Regions from separate parts of the Homo sapiens genome. Here region 1 is linked to region 2. Evidence: chromatin loops called from intact Hi-C (ENCODE). Cell type or tissue: heart right ventricle. All regions are shown on one strand. Links, peaks and the distances in the headings refer to the core of each region. The heading gives the core; the rest is flanking DNA.

Region 1 (4,401 bases), core at 200-4,199, 73 kb before region 2:
AGGATCCCAGCTCTAAAGAGTGAGCGCAGGACTTTCATTTGGGAATCAATTCCATAATATTCTCTGCTTTTTGCTTTTCCTTTATACCTTGTGAATGGAAGCTTAGACCTTAATTCTTGTCTCTTTCCTGTTTTTTACTCAGAGCTGGCACTCACATTCTATATACTTGTCTAGAGCAGAACCCTAAAACAGTTTTTTGGTTTGGTTTTTTGCTCATAAAACAGTTCTCATATTTTGGTTTGGGGATAAACTACCTTGTTAGGTGATGCCTGTGTGAGGGACAGAGGAACAACTGACCCCGCTTTTCCAATATAATTTTAAAAATTAATTAACAACTGCTCTGGGCTCTGACCTACTCTGCTGCTTGTTGTTTTGTCACTGAACTTGAGCTCTTTTTTATTTGCTTTTATTTGTATAGTAGTTAGTTTTGTCCTATGCTTATTTAGAGGTAGGGTGATTCTATTTATGTTTCTCTGTCAAATTTCAATTTTATTGTTCTTTATATCACCATAAATCCTCAATCACTTGTCTGCTAAGAATAACACTAATAATATCTCACTTCACACTATATGGAAGAGGAGGTAAGATTGACATCTGTTCTTAGTCTAGAATTTCAACCTCTCTTATAAAGTCATGAAACTCTGTACCTTTGTCTTCTGTAATGCCACATTTTCCTAGTTTGCCTGTTATCTTCTTTAATCTCTTTTTGCCATCCTCTGGAAACCCTTATTTCTGATAATACTGTTTCTATTCTCTAGCAAAAAGGGTCTGATTTTTTCTGCCTCCTCCCACAAGCCTGGGTAACCTCATCCCTCTGGGTGAAGAGCTGTTGGGTTTACCTCTACAGCCATGTTCTCATTCCCTAGCTCCTGCCAGTTATCCAACTTTTGTGAACCTTATTTGAAGGTGCCCACACAATTCAAATTAAATATGCTCCAAGTCTTACTCTTTGTTCCTGCAGTTCTGTCTTGGTCCATGTCTATTGCCTTACTGAATGGCTCTATCATTCATTCAGTTTCCTAACCCAGAATCTGAGCGCCATCCTTTCCTGTTTTCTCTCCTGATTTACACATCCATTATATCAACAAGTACTGTCATTTCTCGTTCCTAAACATCTTTCAAATCCATTCATTCTCTCCAACTTCACTAGCATCATAGGTAGTTCAGTAACCATCATCCCTTCCCTAGAGAACTGCCTCTTTCTTAACCCTAACTCCCTGATTTCAGTATTATTTATTCCTATTGTTGCTTTACATGAAAACCAGGACAATATTTCTGAAATATAACCCATTTAATTCTGAGAATTAAAATAATTTCAGATTATAGACAACAAAGTTTTTGGGATTAGGCAAAACTGGATTTCAATCTCATCTATACCAGCTATATGAATATCTCTGAGTTTCAGTTCCATCTTCTGGAAAATGGGAATAATAATGTTACCTAGCTCCATCCTTCTTCCATTTGTGTGTCTTTTGCTTATTCATCAGGTCTCCAATTAGATGTCCCTTTATCTAGGAAGTCTCCTCTGCCTACCTACCCAACGTTGAGTTCTTTGATCCTCCTATGAGCTCTCTCAGGATATCCAATTTTACCTTGCAGATCACTGATTATAATGGGTTGTAATGATTTATTTATTCATCAGCATTGCCACTTTACCTTGCAGGTAACTGATTATAATGGGTGATTTATTTACTTGTCTATATTGTCAAGTAGCCTATAAAATCCTTGAGCGAAAATCATTTTTCACCATTTTATCTGAAGCACATGGCACACTGCTTGGCTTATAGTAGCTTTTCTCTAAGAAAATGCTGAGTGAATGAAAATTGCATGCCACTTTGCTTTCCTCCATGTAAAGAAGGCATTATTTTATTTTACCAATGAATCAGGTTCAGGGGATTAACAAGGTCATACAAGAAATGATTGCCATTGGGTTTGTCTTAGTCAAAGACCAGCTTGTTCTATGATACCAGCTGCTTCTTTGACTTAGAAAGGTGTTGTATTAATTATTGCTGTACAACCAACTTGTTCCCATTTTGTGGCTATTCATGTTGAACCTCCAAAGGTGAAATATCATGAAAATAAGATATTTAAGTTGTGTATATTAAGGCACAATTACTTTTTCACCAACCTAATACAATAGTAACAGTAGTTCTCTGGGAAGAAGAGTACTGTGGAAATGTGTGAAATTGTGAAAGGGGGCATTTATAAATTACCATTTACTTAGTTGTGTATATAACAATCTTTGAGCAGAGTCTGGCAAACAGAAAATCCTCCACCACTGATACCCACAGTAATTAGCACTATTATTTTCATAGGAAAGACTGTATCAGGCAGCCACTGCTTTTTCAGCAAATTTCAAAATAAACGTCCACACCCATATTGGGAACGCAAAATCAGTTAATGCTTCCGATAAAAAAGAGGAACTAGTTGTGTGTCTCAGAAGTTCTCAACACATCCTTTAAGGTTCCAAACATCTACTAGAAAAGGAGTGCAGATTTAAACTGAGTGAGGTGTGGAGTGGGGGAAGCTGACTGTGTCTGGAACAAAGAACTTTGAGGAACTTGCCCAGAGCCCTGCACTCATCAGACCTGCAGCAGACATTGCAGGCCTGAAGAAAGGTAGGTCCAGGGACTTGCCTTCCTAGGCTCTCGGACTGATAGTTTGTTTCATTTCCTGGGTTTAGGATTTCTGGGAGTGGAGTGAGAAAAAAAAATGAGGTCACTTCCCATGACCCAAGCTGGTAGTCAGGGTTGGGGTGGATTGAGTGCACATTTAAATATGCATTTGGTGAGGGTTGTGGGTGGTTGAGGAACAGTCTTCGCTACAGTTGATGGGAGTTAGAAAAGCCTCCTAAAGGCTGACACTGGAGGCTGGATGAAGTTGTTTTAGTTACTTTTGTTCCGTAAGTTCTCAGGATACCAAAACACTGTAAGCAACATTTTAAACTTTGATTAATTACCTCATCTACTGTTAATGCACTTCTTCCATGGTCTTTATTCTTTGTCTCTGACTGGTTATTTTTATAATTCAAGACTTAAGAAAAGATCTAGCACGTGCAGAATTTGGTGTACATGGAGTAGGGCACAGGCAGGGTCCCCAGCCTTGTACATTTAGATGGGCTGTGGCCTGACGTAGTTCTCCAGTGGTCTTTGGCACTATTCATGTGGCACCCAGGCAGTAAACTGAGGCTGCTCATGATAAAATCTGCAAATGAAAAACATCTTGTAGACTTTTAGCATTCTTAGGATAAGAAAGAAGCTTGTAAGTAGTCGTAGTCATTGTAATCTTTCCCCAGATGAAGTAAATGAAATCCAGAAAAGGGAAATAATGTACCTAGAATCACACAAGTTAACAAAAGGGCTAGGAGCAAAAAACCCAGAATTCTTGGTTCCTAGCCCAGGCCTTTCCCCCTTTTCCCTTCCCATGCCACCATTTCTGCATCCCCATCATCCTCCTAAAAACCATCCAGATTCAGGCCTCATTTTGGGTTTCTAGTCTATTTGATAACTCTGCCAAGAAAAAGGGGATGACCGTGTATACCACTCTCCTCATGCTCTCTTGTGTTGTGACCCATAAGGGGGATGGTGACATAAAAATGAGGAAACAAGAGACTGCTGGTGCTGCTGATCCACAAGGAGACTGGGGCCAATAGAAGAGGGAAGGGTGGTCTAGGTTACCCCACCTCTTTATCCGGGGTGGGGAGGAGGGGCGGGGAAGACATTGTAGTTGTCAAGAACCTGATGCATATAGGTGATGTGGCAAAACCAAGGTTTAGATTCTTCTCCAACCTGAAAGAAATGTCCCTCCCTCATATGTATCCAATATTCTCTGCAGTTAAAAAATATATATTTTGATTGTAGAGAAGTGGAGTCTTGTAAACACACGCTTTCTTTCCTTGGGGACCTTATCTACCCTAGATAATTAACACATGGATTTCTGTGGTGTAAAGATAGGAGGCAGTTATATAAATTTATGTCAAGAATGTCTTATAAAGACAGAGCACCAGCCTTGAATGACCAGAACCTGACCTATGTTACCAAAGAATTATGGAAAATCATAAGAGTCAATTATAAGCCTTAATTTGATATAATGGCTCGGCCCTCAGGAAGCTTACAGCCTTACCCGAGAGGCACTAAACACAGAGGGAGAACTACCAAGTGTGTTTGATAAGACAGACCCAACATGTCCTAAATTCTCAGTCTGAAGGTGTGCGTGAGAGATTGAGGCCGAGTTTCCCTTACATTAAAGAATAGGCCGGGTGCGGTGGCTCACGCCTGTAATTCCAGCACTTTGGGAGGCCCAGGTGGGTGGATCACGAGGTCAGAGGATCGAGACCATCCTGGCTAACACGGTGAAATCCCTTCTCTACTAAAAATACAAAAAAATTAGCCAGGCGTGGTG
Region 2 (4,401 bases), core at 204-4,203:
TATTTGAAGAACCTGGTGATATGCTCTACTTATCTTGGATTAGCTAAGAATTCTATGTATACAGTTGGAAAAATGGCATATATACATCTATCTTGAACCTGATTGAAGTCTGAAGACCTAACATATTTTGTTTCTTCTAGAGTGTACTTTTCCTGCCTCACAGTTACATTGGTAATTCTGGCATGTCCTCAAAAATGACTCATGACTGTGGATATGAAGAACTATTGACTTCTTAAGAAAAAAGGGAGAAATATTAATCAGAAAGTTGATTCTTATGATAATATGGAAAAGTTAACCATTATAGAAAAGCAAAGCTTGAGTTTCCTAAATGTAAGCTTTTAAAGTAATGAACATTAAAAAAAACCATTATTTCACTGTCATTTAAGATATGTGTTCATTGGGGATCTCTTGATTTGCCTGACATTGACTTCAGCAAAAGCACGGGGCTGTAAATTACCATTTACTAGATTAGCCAAATAGTCTGAATTTCCAGAAAACAAGGCAGAATGATCATTCCCAGAAACATTTCCCAGAAAATGTTTCCCAGAAAACTAGACAGAATGATCATTCAATGGATCACAGTGAAGCAAAGGACACAACTTTTTATTGTACCCCTTAATTGTCAACAGGAGTTAACTGATTTGTTGTGGTGCTCAGACTTTTTTATACAGGTGCTAGTGTTTTATCCTATGTATTTTAACTCATTAGTGCATAAAGGCAAGCCCCATATAATGAAGTCTCAGGGTATATGAAAGTAGCTGGCTTCAAAATAAAATTTTTGAGTGCATATTTTGTTTTAACACTCGTTTTGTTGTTTTTTCCCTTAAACACAGAATAAGTCAACAATGACAGACATAAACCCAAATTGGAACTCCATTTTCTCCCCATCAAATATTCAAACAAAACTAATGAGCAAACAAAAGCTAACCAGGAATACTCATTTTTTATGAAGCATCGACCAGTTCATACTTATTTTCTTATTGCAAGAAAGACCAATTGTTTGTGTATAAATATTAAGTTTCAGCATGTGTGTACACACACACACGTAGAAAAGTATTTCAATTTTACATGAGCTCCATTTCATTGAAAGAACTGGTCATGTTTCCCTTGCTTTTACCCACTGTAGCAGGGGTCATACCCACTGTATCAGATATCCTGATACTCAGCTTTTCTGCTGTTTTCTTTTCCAGGCTGAAACTGGACTGTCAGATTCTTTGATTTTAGCTTTATCTTCAAACTCTCGTTCATTATGTCTTCTCCCTGTCCATTGCACCCCCCACTGACACACACCATTTCTTTTATTTATTTACCTACTGTGGACATTCAACTTTTATTGACGCTTATTGGATACCAGACACTATGTCAAATAAGAGAAACAGAGATGACAGTGAAATTAGGGATATATACAGGGCACTAACTATTATTTGAACACAGAATAAAGCATACCTTCTTCTGCCTAAAAGAATGTAGGGGATAAACAGGTGTGTGTGTGTGTGTGTTTGTGTGTGTGTATGTGTATGTGTGAGAGAGAGTCCTTCTTTTGAAAATCCACATCCCCCATATCAATCACATGGTGCCACCTTCTGCCACAGGAGAGGACTATGACTCAGAGTCCACAATTGGTGTATTCATCTACTGTACTCACACTCCAGCTTTGTTCCTCACCCCCTGCCACCATGTCTTCACCACCACCACAGCACTCTGGATACCAGAAGTCTTACTGATTACCCAGTCAAACTTCTGGTCTTCAAAGTTCCCCCCGGGTCTCTCTTCAGCTTTGACTTGTTTATCAGAGAAGGCATCCAGCCCTTTAGGCAACACTCAAAGCCACTTTTTATCCTAGGCTCAACCTCACTGCCATGTCATCCACTGATATCTTTTCTTTCAAGTAGCAATGCCCCTTCAGCCCAAGTCAAGTGAGAATGATGCCTACCTTGAGATAGAAGATGTATTGAGATAACCTTTGTAAAGCAGTTACCAATATAGCTGACACATGAAAGATGCTCAGTGAACTCGAGTTTTATTGTGTGTTTACTTCCCTTTGCTTTCACTTCCATAGTCCAACTTTCCTTCCCCTTCCACTTCCACCCTCTATGTCTAAAATTAACTTCAACCCCAATACATCGCTGGGATTTGGAACCTGATTATACTCATGAAATCTTTCATTTCTTCAAGAAAGTCTGGGCCAGGCACAGTGGCTCTTGCCTGTAACCCCAGCACTTTGGGCGGTTGAGGCGGGCAGATTGCTTGAGTTCAGGAGTTTGAGACAAGCCTGGAGACCATGACCAAACCCTATCTCTATAAAAAAAAAAAAAAAAAATTAGCCAGGTGTGGTGACACATGCCTGTAGTCCCAGCTACTCAAGAGGCTGAGGCAGGAAAATCACCTGAAACTGAGAGGTTGAGGCTCATTGAGCCATGATCTTGCCACTGCACTCTAGCTTGGTGGACAGAGCAAGACCTTGAAAAAACAAAAAAAAAGGAAAGAGAGGAAAAAAAAGAGAGAAAGAAAGTTGTAGAATGCTCTAAATAGGATGACTCAGACTGTGTAGGAAACATGTTTTCTCTTCCCTTTGCAGGAGAAAGATTTTAGAATTATTGGCCTTTCCCAATTTCTGCACAGTTGACTCTACTGACACCTTATGGTGATAACGAGGAACAACTTTTCTCCCAAGAGAAATAGAAAAAGGCAAAACAAGGTATCTGGAATTCACTGGAGGTATCTAACTTGACCACAGGAAATCACACTTGCTACCTTTGTCCTTTACAGTGTCTCCACATGTCATCAGTGAGGGGAAACTATGCATTTTTCAAAAGTTATTTATTATTGTAAGGAAAGTGGCTGTGCTTCAGTCAGGAGTAGGCCAAGGTAAACATCCGGTATGGTATGACACAGCGGGTTTGGAGCGCAGGTGCACAACCCCATGCATTATGTAACCATTTACTATAATCTGTTTGTGTGAGCTCATACCTGGCTTTGAGCCACTCTGTCTGTGAGTAATATAACTGCACTGCTGACTCTGTAGGACAGGAGAGAGAATAAAGCCACGTTCCAACTGCCTACAATCCAAGTGTTCTTTCAGCTACCCACCACGTGTCCACCAGCTCCCTTCAGAACCCAGCTCAGGTTGGAACCTGTCAATTGGCATAGTCAGTAGGATCCCAAGATGAGTGAGCCCTTGGCCTCAATGATCCCAGGTCAGCCATGTGGCCCCAGCATGTGTTGTGGTACCTGATGGTAGCTGTGCTGCTAGGATGGGCCTTGGTGGAAACATGGGTGGTGGTGGACAGGTCTCCTGTGAGCATGGAGAAGGCACTGAAGTACCTGTAAGCACAGAGCAATGAGAGGACAATACCTTTGCTGGCATAGTTCAATGGGCGTTTTTGACTGTACTACGGTAAGTGCACACTCAGTCCCTGCAGGATGCAGCAAAGGTAGGGGACCTCCAGGCACAAACAGAAACCCAGAGGCCCAGACACACAGCTTGGAATGAGAATTAGAGTCTGCCATTAGTGTGGGCTTGGGCCCACCATCCCAGTCAGAGACTCCTGCTCAGTCTGATACTGAGGAAGAAGAACATCAGTTGCGAGTTTGCCCAGTGGTCCATCAGAAAATAGAGCAGGAACAGTCATTGGGGCCCCAGGGTTGGGCTTGGGGACCCCCTACCATGACAGAGCACATGTCTTACAGTGCCTATACCCCAATTATATTGTGGGAATTAGATAAACAGTGTCAGCAGTGCTTGGGGGAACCCCTACCTGCCTCGATGCCTCATCTTTGGGATGAGGGAGCCAACAGCATCGTCTGCTCTGCCTCTGAAATGGAGAAGTTGGCTTCCATTATGACTCATCCCTCCCTCCGTCAGTGATTGCAGGTGAGCAGGTGGTTAGCACAGGGCAAGGCGACCACACCCTAATTGAATGGCTGATGGTGGCCATTTGAACGATATGGAAAGATGCCAAAGAAATACCAGAAACTGTGAGTAAATGGCAGTCGTATCTAGATTTAGTGCATGTAATTTGGGAGATGGGTGTGTGGCAGGCTGTTCCATCTGACTACCCAAGGGCCAAATGATGAACACTTTACCTCCCACATGAGGGACTTTGTGTTGGGCTCTGTGCCCCTGAGTGCCTTTGGTTCCCTGGCCACTGTCCTCACTCTATGTGGGGTGCTGCATACATAAGGTGACTACTTCCATGGCGGCCCTCAGGGAAGCAGAGGGCTGTAGGTGAGACCAGAGAGTCTGTGCCATAAAAAAGGGGAAAGTTTCCCTACTCCAGGGGGCTACCTCTTGGGACAAAATGCATCCCCAGTAGGTGACCTGCACACAGATGTAGATTGATTTGATTTTGGCTGGGGTTGCGTGAAAGAAAATTGATAAGCAACTCCATGAAGTACTGT

What was found. A loop is a pair of places that touch in the nucleus more often than their neighbours do. Peaks named below come from ENCODE experiments on the same cell type or tissue, not always from the same donor. Only the 100,000 strongest peaks of a DNase experiment are listed, where the experiment ranks them.
Region 1: a loop joins it to region 2, with 2.4 times the contacts of the local background. A loop is called at or near these places in 14 of 110 quality-filtered maps.

What each region holds. Positions count from the first base shown.
Region 1 is chr11:60,241,175-60,245,575 of GRCh38, reverse strand. MS4A4E (membrane spanning 4-domains A4E) reads left to right here and starts at 2,439. Exons shown (of 9, transcript NM_001393391.1): 1 at 2,439-2,618. In heart right ventricle, for the core only: no CTCF peak of the experiment used is centred there; a DNase peak (open chromatin) is centred at 2,587; H3K27me3 peaks cover 566 bases.
Region 2 is chr11:60,167,993-60,172,393 of GRCh38, reverse strand. It overlaps a transcript of MS4A6A not described here. Among named protein-coding and RNA genes, the nearest start is that of LINC02705, 5.8 kb to the right of the region's middle. RefSeq lists an enhancer at 2,782-3,981. In heart right ventricle, for the core only: a CTCF peak has its summit at 2,641; a DNase peak (open chromatin) is centred at 2,945; H3K27ac peaks cover 713 bases.